Regions from separate parts of the Mus musculus genome. Here all the other regions are linked to region 1. The links are chromatin loops, found by intact Hi-C in ENCODE. Cell type or tissue: left cerebral cortex. All regions are shown on one strand.

The links. Hi-C counts contacts between places; a loop is a spot of excess contacts. Peaks named below come from ENCODE experiments on the same cell type or tissue, not always from the same donor. Only the 100,000 strongest peaks of a DNase experiment are listed, where the experiment ranks them.
Region 2: a loop joins it to region 1, with 4 times the contacts of the local background. A loop is called at or near these places in 2 of 42 quality-filtered maps.
Region 3: it touches region 1 in a loop (6-fold over the local background); 4 of 42 quality-filtered maps call a loop at or near these places.

What each region holds. Positions count from the first base shown.
Region 1 is chr7:129,646,717-129,650,716 of GRCm38, forward strand. It overlaps Gm33122 (a long non-coding RNA gene), which reads right to left. Exons shown (of 5, transcript XR_869975.1): 4 at 3,980-4,000. Among named protein-coding and RNA genes, the nearest start is that of Gm51499, 2.6 kb to the right of the region's middle. In left cerebral cortex, a CTCF peak has its summit at 2,439 (motif pointing right); a DNase peak (open chromatin) is centred at 2,448.
Region 2 is chr7:130,531,388-130,535,387 of GRCm38, forward strand. Nsmce4a (NSE4 homolog A, SMC5-SMC6 complex component) reads right to left here. Exons shown (of 11, transcript NM_001162855.1): 9 at 2,383-2,474; 10 at 2,190-2,279; 11 at 1,139-1,305. The coding sequence ends at 2,205. Among named protein-coding and RNA genes, the nearest start is that of Gm4275, 14 kb to the left of the region's middle. In left cerebral cortex, CTCF peaks have their summits at 2,084 and 3,967 (motif pointing right); a DNase peak (open chromatin) is centred at 2,092.
Region 3 is chr7:130,760,678-130,764,677 of GRCm38, forward strand. It overlaps Tacc2 (transforming, acidic coiled-coil containing protein 2), which reads left to right. Exons shown (of 22, transcript NM_001004468.3): 22 at 3,577-4,000. The coding sequence ends at 3,642. Among named protein-coding and RNA genes, the nearest start is that of Btbd16, 11 kb to the right of the region's middle. In left cerebral cortex, CTCF peaks have their summits at 1,540 (motif pointing right) and 2,149 (motif pointing left); DNase peaks (open chromatin) are centred at 1,579, 2,144 and 3,430.

The sequences.
Region 1 (4,000 bases):
AGCCCTCAATGATGAGATCTGGGGCCAGGTTTATTCTAGGACATGGAGCTAGTATGTGACTCTGAGTGCTCACGACCATAGTGTGTAGAAAGGATTCTTTGGAGCCCAGTGTAGTGGCTTATACCTACAACTCCTGCAGTAGGAAAGCTGAGGCTGGAGGATCATTATGAGTTTGAAGCCATATGGGATATAGCATGAGTTCTAGGCCAACCTGGGTGGGATCCTGTCTGAAGAAGAAGAAGAAGAAGAAGAAGAAGAAGAAGAAGGAGGAGGAGGAGGAGGAGGAGGAGGAGGAGGAGGAGGAGGAGGAGGAGGAGGAGGAGGAGGAGGAGGAGGGGAGGAAGAAGAAGAAGAAGAAGAGGAGGAGGAGGAGGAGGAGGAAGTTGTTACTGGTTCTTGCTGTTGACGTCAATCTTTTACAAGGATTGTCCAGTAGGTCATGAGAGCCACAACCCAGGCCTATTGCTCCCTTTCAGGGCCTGAGCTGGCTCTGGCCACTCAGTGTTCACACTCACAGTCTCTCTTGCTCCTCTTGAGTTAGGTTCTTCCCACATAGAAACACTTGTCTTCTTTGCACTCACCCTGAGTGTCCAAGTCCCAAGGTGTTGCCATGTTCACAAGTATACAGATAGCCTCTGTTGGTTAATCTTCATGTCACTTTGACTGGATCAAGACACTTGGGGATTAGTAAAGTATTTTTCTGGATGTGTCTGTTGGTGTTTCTAGAGGTAACTAAAGGTGGAAGATGAGCCCTGCACGTATGGAGGTAGCACCGTCCTGCAGGCATGGGATCAGAAGTAAGAGGGAAAGAAGGAGGAAGGTCGCTAGGATGGTAGAGTCTCTGCTTCCTGAGCACTGGGAGGTGAGCAGCCTGTGCCACAGAGACTCTGCCTTACCTCCTTCCTTAAGCAACAGATGTAGCCAAGCTTGGACTGAAATCTCAGAACCTGTGAGCCAGAATTAACTCTTCTGTTACCAGTTGATGTCAGGAAGTTTTTCCACAGTGACAGAAACACCAAAAAACAAAGTTTAAGAACATCACCACTGTCTTCTCAAGGTGACCATATTATTATTAAGAAAATTCCCACCCAGGGATATTCTAGATCACCGAGTATACTTAGAGGCATGAGATAGCCCAAAGGGGCAAGAATAAAATGGACACTAGTGTTCAGTCTCTGCCCTTCCTCTCCTTCCTTGCTGTGATACTCTGAATGAGAATGGCCACACAGGCTCACAGGGACTGGCACTATTGAGAGGTGTGGCCTCGTTAGAGTGGGCGTGGCTTTGTTGGGGTGGGTGTGGCCTCCTTGGAGCAAGTGTGTCACTGAGGATAGGCTTTAAGGTTTCCAGATGCTCATGGAAGTCTAGGATGTCTCAGCCTCTTCCTGGTGCCTGCGGACCAAGATGTAGACGTCTCAGCTACCTTTCCAGAACCAAATCTGCCTGGACGCTGCCACGTTTCCAGCCATGACAATAGTGGATTAAACCTCTGAAACTGTCAGCCAGCCCCGGTTAAATGCTGTAGTCACGGTGTCTCTTCACAGCAAGAGAACCCCTAACGAGGATGCTTACTTACCTTTCTTTACTGTCTAGTTAATGGCTCTACCAATCACCTGTCCCATGCAGGCACCAGAAGCACCTCCCACTTCAGAGCAAACAGGAAAGTGTCTCTTAATGGCCCTTCCTCTGCCTCAGATCTCCAAGGCTCTCTGTTCTCTTTGACTGGAGCTCAGCTTCCAGGTGCTCTGTTACAGCCTCTCCCCCTTCTGCAACAACAGCAACAACAACAACAACAACAACAACAACAACAACAACAGCTGCTATTACTATGATGAGGACAACAATGACAACTACTTCCCCCTCCCCCTCCCCCTCCTCCTGATAGAGAACTTGGTGTTAGTGTTGTTTATACAGAAACCACTTTACTGACTGAGCTGTCTCCTAAGACCTATATAAAGTCTATCAGTAAGATTACCCTATAATGAAATAATTTAACTCTAGTTGTAAAAGACTCTGCTTCCACATCCCCAGGCACCGTCCAGTGCCTTCTCAGGACTGCAGCTCACCTGGAAAGGGTGAGCACTGGGGAGTCCTCGTGCTCTCTAAATCCCACTCTCTCCATGCCCTCTCCATGTCGGAGCATCCAGGAAACTTCATATATTAGAGCTACAGCTTGTTTGACTAAGCCAATTCATGTAAAGTGAGATTCCATCTTCCTCTGGATTACAGTCCAGTGAGGTGCCTATCTATGGAGTCTCTGAGTGAAATGCTGCTGTTGGCGCAGGAGTAACCGCTTCGCTGAAGAGGAGGCAAGCGCAGGGCTGATTCTGTGTGACCTGGAGGAAGCCCTGCCCATTCTGAATATCAGGTTCCCCATCTCTCAGGGCTGCTGTGTCTGAGATGCATGGAGCGTGTGTCCTTGTGTCTCAGCCAGCTGTGGCCAGCAGAGGGCAGCAAAGATCAGTACATGGAGTTTAATCACTTCCCAGAAAGAGAACTCTAGTCTCTTGGTAGAACCCCTGCTGGGTGGTTCAGCACTCCAGAACCATTAGCCAACGGAGCAAGATATCCCTGATTGCTACTTGCTTTTTTTTTTTTTTTTTTTTGAGTAGAGAAGCTTCCCACGAAATCTTCTCTGAGTTTTAAATCAACGCCATAATCCCTCTGCCTACAGAGAAAGGCCTGGTGGGGAAGATGTGGCCTGTAGTTACATGCTGGTAGCAGGCTCAAGACAGGGCACAGAACTCCTAATGCTACCCCTTTCTAAGTTCACTGTCTCTCATAGGAGTGAAGTAGGCCAGTGCCTTGGGGGCAAGGCTCCTTTTTGTGGGAACTTAGGGGCATGGGAGGACTGTGGGATGTATGAAGGGCAACTGTGAGCTCCCATGTGGGCCTCAGGAATTCCACTCCACAGGCGGCTGGAAAGAAAGAGCCTTTAGCAGATCCGATCAGTAGGTGACTTCCGACAGTGCCTCGACAACCCATCTGGTCCTCATGCCCCTCCTCTCCTGGAGTCAGGCTTTCCACATCCCTGAGTTCTGGATCACGTGAGCAAAATCTGCAGCTTCCCTGGTGTCACCTGCAGCCCCACACTGCTGCTGGTGTCAGTGGCACTGGAGTGTATACATTACAGTCCCCTGAGATGCAAGGATGTGTCCTCCTGTATGTGTGTGTGTGTGTGTGTGTTGTGTGTGTGAGAGACAGACAGACAGACAGACAGACAGACAGACAGACAGACACAGACAGAGAGAGACAGAGAAAGGGCGAGTAATCCCATCAGGCCCCACTGCCCACATTCTATACACCCCGTGCTGATTAATCACCCTTGCTAACTGAATTTGAAATCACTTGGGAGACACAGCCCTTGGGTGTGTCTGTGACCGTAGGTCTAAGGAGGTTCAGCTAAGGTGGAAAGGTTCATTTTGAAAGTGGGTGGCACCATGCCTTGAACTGACATCTTGGACAGAGTCAAAAAGAGAAAGCAAGCTGAGCACGGGCGTTCATCTCTGTTCCCTGACTGTGACAATGGGACACCTTTCACACCCCGCTGCATGCTTCCCAGACACAAAGGACTGTGTCCCCTTAAACCGTGTGTCAGAAACAATCCTGTCCTTTCCTTCCTTAAGTTGCTTCCCCATGTACCACAGCAGTGGGCGGCCTCCTGCCTGTCACCACCATCACACTTTAGATGAGGCTGTCACCTGCTGGACATCAAAGAGATCCGGGGAGAGGCACACAGACCTAAGGTTACATGGGCGCCCATGGAGGCTCCAGATCCAAGAGCATATCCCCATCTACGGACCCCCACAGACAGTCAAGGCCGCAGCATATTGTCTACCACTCTCAGCAGCTCTGCCGACTCCCCCAGTCCTAAGATCTAGTAACTGCATTGATGGCTGTGACCCCTGCAGGATCCTACAGGCCCCAAAGACTCTGTTTAGCACAGGTGTAAGTACTGTCATCCAGCTGGGACTCATACCTGTGACCAGCCTGGAACACA
Region 2 (4,000 bases), 880 kb after region 1:
GAGATATGTGTCAGCCCGGAGCTCTGTCATTAAACTACCTCATGCTTTTACATCAAGATGGTCGTCTGTTCGTGATTCTTGGGTGCGCGAATCGAAAATTGAGTGGGGTTTCCCCACTAGGTTCTTTCAATACCACAGACTCAGGAGACTCAGGAAAGGAGGGACTCCTCCGCCAGGGTTCGCCAGTAGATTAGATTTCCAAGTGATTCTTACTGAATCCTTTTTTCTTTCTTTCTTTCTTTTTTTTTTTTTTTTGGTTTTTCGAGACAGGGTTTCTCTGTGTAGCCCTGGCTGTCCTGGAACTCACTCTGTAGACCAGGCTGGCCTCGAACTCCGAAATCCGCCTGCCTCTGCCTCCCAAGTGCTGGGATTAAAGGCGTGCGCCACCACGCCCGGCTCTTACTAAATTCTCATGTATTACTCGTGAGGGCAGGTCATGCGGAGTGAGCACAGTCACACGGCTCCCAGGTGGCGGCCAGAGCTGTAGAGCTGATTCTCCTCTTCCACTTTAATGTGGGCACGAGACAGTCACTCACCGAGCCATCTCTCCAGCCACCAAGTGATTCTTACTTAAAGAAGACAGCCTGATGAAAATCATAGACTCTTATGGTGAAGGGTGACCCCCAGACAAAGTAGAAAGCAACCTCCTGGGAGACAGGAGGAACCTGAATCCAGAGCCTTGTGCTGAAAGAGTACCTGAAATAGGAGGGAAAGTCTTAAAGCAGAAAGCTCGGGAGAAGGAACCCAGAAACCATCAAGGGCCGACTAGAAAGCCCAACGTGGATGAGCGGGGCAGAGGAACTGGCAGCAGGATGGACTGACACTTGGTGCTGCTAGGGGCATAGCCCAGCCTGACTTGCCAGACGATGTAATAGCTCCTTGGGTGTAAAGCATAGGCCAAGCCACACCAAAAATATTTAACCATTTTTTAACCCACGAAAGGGAAAAAAATTTCATCTCGGGACAACCTATCTGTTGGCTTGGCCAGCTAACTTTACAACTAAAGAGACATAAAAAACACTATGTTATCTATCAGGCACTAACATCCTATGTAAAACCTTCATTGGGACAGGACTAGGAAAAAAGAGGACCCCACTCCTAACACACACTCCCAGAGACAATAAAAACGATCACGTTGTGACTATGGCAGTGGATTTCCTTTAATCAAAGACAACCATGACAGATCCAATAACTATCAAAAGCTACATTTTACCAAAAACAAATCTTCATCTTTAAAAACATTTAATCATACATATATACAATACATGCTGCTGCCCTTTCAGGGTTTCACTGTTGCCTTCAGGCCTAAAAAACATAAAATAAGAGGGAAGACAGCTGGTTATTAGCTGATAACCCAAAACTCGCAGTATACACATAAATGCAGTCTAGTGACCAGCCCCTTGTCACCGAGTAGGGCCAGGTTAAAAGGCTGCACTCCTCACAGAGTTAGTTCCCTTCCCCTCAAGATGCTCTGACAGAGGTAAGCTCTCTTGGAACAAAAGTTCAGTCAACTGAAATACGCACTGAATTTATATAAAGTGCTTTAAAAGCTCAATTTAATTCTCAAAATTAGAAAAAAAGATGAAGCTAAAGTGATCAGTTATTTTATAAACAGACTTACAGATAAGGAAAACGTGTAAATCGAATTAACCCCACAAGGTTTTAAAATCAAGGGGCAGGGTCAACAGACTCAAGGTCGATTCCACCCATGGCTGTCTTCAGGACAGAATACCAGTTGTTACTAAGATTTCTTTCTAGAAATGTCCCCCTTCGTAAAAATGAAGGTTTTTTTTTTTTTTTCATAGCATAATTCATTTCCGAAATGTGCATTTACTAGTATTCCCCTGAGGGAATGCTACTGCCACCTTCCTTTTCTGCTTCGTGCCATCACAACACTGGAGAAGTCTCCATATTTCATGTACTCAATTAGTGAAAACAAGCCCACGAACAATCATCCCCCCCCCCCCCCCCCCCCCCCGCTGCTTTTTCATCTATAGAGCTCAGGAACACCATGGTCACGGTAGCTGGCCTCCCGCTCCTGCCTGCCTTTACCAGTTACAGTTCAGGAACCGGACGCTAGAGGGAGACAAACCCCAGATGGCCTGGGCAGGAGGAACTACTAAGGCTCGGGGTTGCCTAATACAACTTTAATCCAACTGTGTGGCTGTCTGTCGTGTGGGAAACGGTACCTTCCGCTGCTGGCATCAGGCACTGAGCCGCTGCTGGCTCTGACTCAGCGGGATCACAGGCTCCGAAATCTCAAAGGTCTTCACAATCTCCTGCTCAGAAACGACGAACACTTAGGCAGTGGGAACATTCGTAGGGAAGGAGGACCAGGTCAGAACCGCCCTGGGGTGACCCGCAGGGCCTGCAGGGCCTTACCTCCCAGTCATGGTAACTCAGAGCTATAATTCCTTGACTCCTAATTTGAATGTTGTGGTCAATTCCCTCACTTTCTTCATTAATCACTGGCTCTGTTTAAAAGACAAAGATTTCAAACATTATCAGTCAGAACAGGTAACTTGAACAGCAAACGATCATAGGATTGAAGCTTGTACTGAGAAGATACTTGTATGTGCTGCCTAGATATCACGTACTACAAGCAGTTGAGTAGCGGAGCAAGTAACCCCGCTGATTCCCACACTGATCATGGGGTCTTTTTCTGAACGTTTAGCTTATCTGTGCACTAGCCACTTAGCTAAACCTTAGTGAGTCCAAGAGGAAGCCAAGCGCATGGAACAAATAACTGCATTGGAAGTCCTTAGTTCTCCATAAGGGACTTCAGAAGGGCATGAGTGAGAGAGATTGTATGCAGATAAGAGCAAGAGAGAACAGAACCTCGGAGGGAAGGCTTTGGCCACATGGACAGTGGTGGTCAGAAAGAAGGAAGCTACAAAAGTTACAAACAGTAAAAGTTGGGGGGGGGGGGGGCTGGAGAGATGGCTCAATGGTTAAGAGCACCGACTGCTCTTCCAAAGGTCCTGAGTTCAAATCCCAGCAACCACATGGTGGCTCACAACCATCCATAATGAGATCTGATGCCCTCTTCTGGTGCATCTGAAGACAGCTACAGCGTACTTATGTATAATAATAAATAAAACTTAAAAAAAAAAGTTAGGGGGATTTATCATTTTGTTAATCTTTTTTTTTTTCAAGATGGTTTTTCTGGGTAGCGCTTGCTGTCCTGGAACTCGCTCTGTAGACCAGGCTGGCCTCAAACTCAGAAATCCGCCTGCCTCTGCCTCCCAAGTGCTGGCAATAAAGGCGTGCACCACCACTGCCCAGGTTTTAAAACCATCCTATTTTCAGAATTTTCAGTTAACTAGGACAGATACATTTTGTTTACATCAATTTTATTAAAATGGGAATTTACCAGGCATGATGGCCCATGCTTTTGATCCAAATACCCAGAAGACATAAACAAGTGGATCTCTTTGAGTTTAAAGCTAGTGTGTTCTACACAGAAGTTCTAGGCTAGCCAGGGACACATTGTGAGACCATCTCAGTAGCAGAACTTCTTTGGTTTAAAAAACAAGAAAATAAAATTTTTGTAGTGGCACAAGCCTTCCTTCCCCACTCTTGGGAGACAGAGGCAGGCAGATCACAGTGTACCAGGTCTGACTGGTTTATGTAGTAACTTCCTGGACAGCCAGGGTTATGGATACAGACCCTGTCTCAAAACAAACAAAAAAACACAAAACAAAAACATAACAAAAAACCAGAAGCTTTTAATCCCAGCACTAAGAAGACTGAAAGTTTAAGGCCAGCCTAGACTACAAAACAAATTTCAGGCTAGCCTGGGCTATTTGCGGGGTTGGGGGGAGGAAAGAAGAAAAGAAGAAAAACAGAAAAAGACCTTACATTTAGCAAAACAAAATGGATTTCATAAAGTCTATTTTTTTTGGACTTTTTAAAAGATTTATTTGTTTATGTGAGTACATTATAGCTGTCCTCAGACACACCAGAAGAGGGCACCAGATCCCACTACAGATGTTTGTGA
Region 3 (4,000 bases), 1.1 Mb after region 1:
GAGTGGGTGGGGAACCCACCAGTCCGCTGACAGAAGATGGGCGATGGCAGAGCCAGGCACATTCAGATAAACTCCAAAGGTCACTCAGTCTATGCCTAGGTTTCCTGATTTCCAGTGTGCCCACCTACCCTACTACTTACCCACTGTGTCCCTGGATGCCCCAGTGAAGCCCTCTGCCATCCTAGAAACACTCCAGTTCTGGGTGGTCCAAAGAAGGCAGGGTGTCTAGGCTGAGTACCAGTCTCCTTTGCCCTGGTGGGTGTTGACTCCCTCTGCTAGGTGCTGTCAGAGAAAGCCTGGCAATGAACCTGGTCAGACGCTCACACACTCTACCAATCGTATGGCCCTGGTGAGCCTCGTCCTCCATCTTGCTTCCTCAGTCCCCTTTAGCCCTGAAAATATTTTAGATAAGAGAATTTACCTGATGTCAAGTGTGATACTAACCCCACCCCACTTCCAAAAACAACTCTGGAGAATCATTTAGCCCCGTTCTTCCAGGATAAACAAAGGTAACGGCTGCTGGTCAGTTGACCCAAGAACTGTTCTAGAAAGAGAAGGGCAAACCATTGCCATATGGCGACTACTGTAGCTACGAGTGATTTCTGGACTCTGCTGATTGTTCAAAGCAGTCACCATGGAGACAAGACACAGAGCTGCAAAGCCAAGCATTTGTTCATTCATTGATTACTGAGTACCATTACGGGTTTGCTGTTGGGTCTATGTATATTTTTATAGAAGTGGAATGTTCCATTAAAATAAAGACCACATCCTCTAGTCATTGTGTGTGTGTGTGGGGGGGGCAGTTGTCAGTGTTTCCACAATATAGGTTCCATCAGACATGTGTTTAAATCACCATATAGTGTTAGTTCCTGAAGGAGGAGCCAGGATATATATTTCCAAGGTCCTTGGCCCAATCAGAGCAGCAAATGAAGGTGTTGCTGTGTTTTCCGGTAGATTAAAATACATGGATGCCAACAAATTGGGTCCCTTGGCCTTGGATAATAGCAAAGATTAAAATCTATCTGCAAAGGTAATTCCCTCGCTAACTAAGCTTCCGGAGGAATGAGCTGATCTTGGTGTTCCGCCCTGGAGGACAGTATGATGTATAACAAACAAGGCTTGTCTTAAAGAAATTCAGAAACACATTCAAGGCAGGTCCATGCAAGATGCTGGGCTCCGCGATGGGGCTACTTGCCCAGTAGTGGCTGATGGTGCTGGGGTTAACTCTAGGGACGGATCTCCTCCAGTGGGCCTGTGGGGCTTCCACCGTGAGTCGCTGCACATTAATAGACATTAGAATGAAGCTGAGTGGTTGCAAGCACAACTGGAATTTGTGTTCTAGGCTGGACACATCTGTTCCTATTTGACTGGCTGTGTGCTCTTACACATAGCGCTTAACCTCTCCAAGCCTCTGTTTCCTCACTAAAAATGGGTTAACAGCAGCTCCTTTTAAAGGGGTAGCATCCCGGAAGGCGGAAGGCGTTAGCTTGGTGATTGGCATGTGGTATTCACAGCAAAATAAGATTACCATTTGTAGCCAGCAGGGGGCAGTAGTGGTGGTGAGAATAACTAGAATTAGTGGTCAGAGATTTTAGCACTTGTGTGGGCTGGAGCCTCAGAGTATGCCTAGGCAGGACGTAGGCATGGTCAAGCTGTTAGGAGACAGTGATTCCTCACCCGGCTACCCCCCTCCACTCCCACGAAGGCACAGTTCCCTGTTCGGTGGGCACTGTGGTGTGGAGTCCTGGAGTCCTAACCCAGGGACAGCCATGGGCTGAGCCGAGACATGATGCAGGAGGTTCCAGGAAAGGGGTTGGTGGAGGCCAACCTTCCTCAGCATCTCAAAGGAAAACATGAGATGCAGGAGCTCTGTCCTCAGGGAGGGCTGCTGGCCACTTGTGCATGATCAAGAGCAGCCTTGGGCTCCTGGCGTCTCAGCCCTCAGAGAGTAGAGCCACATCTGCTGGACGTCTCCCAGCTGGATCCCCATCCTACAGGACAGGAACGGCCACCCAGTTGCCTGTGCCGCATGTGTGTATCTGCCTTTAAGTGAGTTTCAGGAATGAGCAAAGAATAGCTTCTGTGTGAGAGGAATCCCCTGAAGTGGCCTGCCTCTCCATCGCTGTCTGCGCCTTTTACTGCGCCATCTACTGGGCATCTTCTAAACAGCGCTAGCATTTCTCTAAACTCCGGGCCATTGTCAGGAAAGCCATGTAAGAGCCATGGAACTTAGCCCAGGGATGAAAGCTATACTAGCTAGCCCTCCACTGCACTCTGCTCACTGTATTTTTGTATTTACAAGACCGCACGTTTCTTACCTTATTTCATTCTCACCAACGTTTTAAAGATGGGGAGTCCAAGGTTCGGAGTGGCTGTGTAACTCGCTCACCCTTACCAGCCATAGCTAGGATGTAAACTTGTTTTGCTTCTAGTTACTTCCTCTAATTCCTGTAGATAGCTTTAGAAGAGACCAAGAGACTGGGTGAACTCCCCTACAAGGAGACCAGTGTTGCTACTGATTAACTAGTGACAGTAGTAGTAGCTGCTGCTGTTGAAGCAGGTCTCACTGTAGCCCTGGTGGCCTGGAACTCACTATGTAGATCAGGCTAGCCTCAAACAGACATGTGCCACCACACCTGGCTTGGTGGCTTGCTTGCTTCCCTTTTTTTTTTTTTTTAACCTTTTTGGTATGTATATTTATATACTTGTTGCTTGCGCATATATTATTTCAGGGCTAACCACTGTGTTTTGAGTCACCAACAGAAGCCTCATCCCTGGGAGAAGCTAATTCTTCTAGAAGGCAGTGAGGAATTGTGCTACTTTAATAAAGTGTTGCTAGTAGGGTCTCTCTAAAGTCCATACCTCACTAGTCCTGGGTAGCTGTGAGGTTTCCAGTGCCAGGCAGGATTTCCCTCCTATGGAACAGACCGAGAACTGTTGGTGGCCATCACCTTTAGATACATTTTTTTTTAAAGCTGGACATTGTGATCATAGGTGTCATGGATGAATAGAACTATGGATTGGTTCCCTCCCTTGCTGACTTTCATAGCACTTTCTTTTCTTTCATATTCTCTCATATATTACATCCCGACTACAGTTCCCCCTCCCTCCCCTTCCCCCCTTGTTTTCTGGTGCTATGGAAGTAGATCAGCAGGTCAGAGGCTTTCAAGTTAGATCACCTCAAGTCCCCTGAGACCATTGTCCAAAATGAGTGGTGTCTTTAGCAATGGGTGACTTGCCTTCAACCTGTGAGAGACCTGCACCCTGCTATTCCCCTCTCTCATGGTCCCTTTATACTTGACCAGTGTCTCTGATTACTTTTAAGACAGGGTCAGTCATTGGCCTAGAACTTAATAAGCAGACTAGGCTAGCCGAGGATCCCCCTCTGTCTGCCTCCCTCCCATACTGGGCTTGCAGGTGTGCACTCCCATATCTGAAGGATTCTGGGATTCTGGGGGCTGAGTTCAGATCCTTCAGCTTGCAACACATGGGCTTTGCTGACTGAGTCATCGCCCCAGCCCTGTAACTGGCTCAATTTCAAACACCAAGAACACCTCTCTTGTCTTTCATTTTCAGAATAAAGAGATAGAAGAACTCACCAAGATTTGTGACGAGCTGATCGCCAAGATGGGAAAAAGCTAACTCTGGGCCAAGTGCGTGGACTTGGCCGTTGCGTGCAATACGAGCGTCGGCTCAACTGTTTGTCCTTCCGATTCCGTGAACAGCGTCTCCTTTCACTTCCGTATGCACTACTGTGTCCTCTTTCTAAATAAGGTTGGTTTGACCGTATGCAGTGCCGAGACCTACCAGGATTCCTTGCTATCCGTTTGCATTTTCTAGTATAATTCATAGCAAGTTGACCTCGGAGTTCCTGTATCAGGGAGACTGTCAGATTCTCTAATAGACTACAAATTGCTGGCCTTGGCCTTGGCCTTTGGCGAGCAGCATCTGATGGGACGTGAACATATGCATCGGGACTCTTGCCTTAAGGAGTGTACAA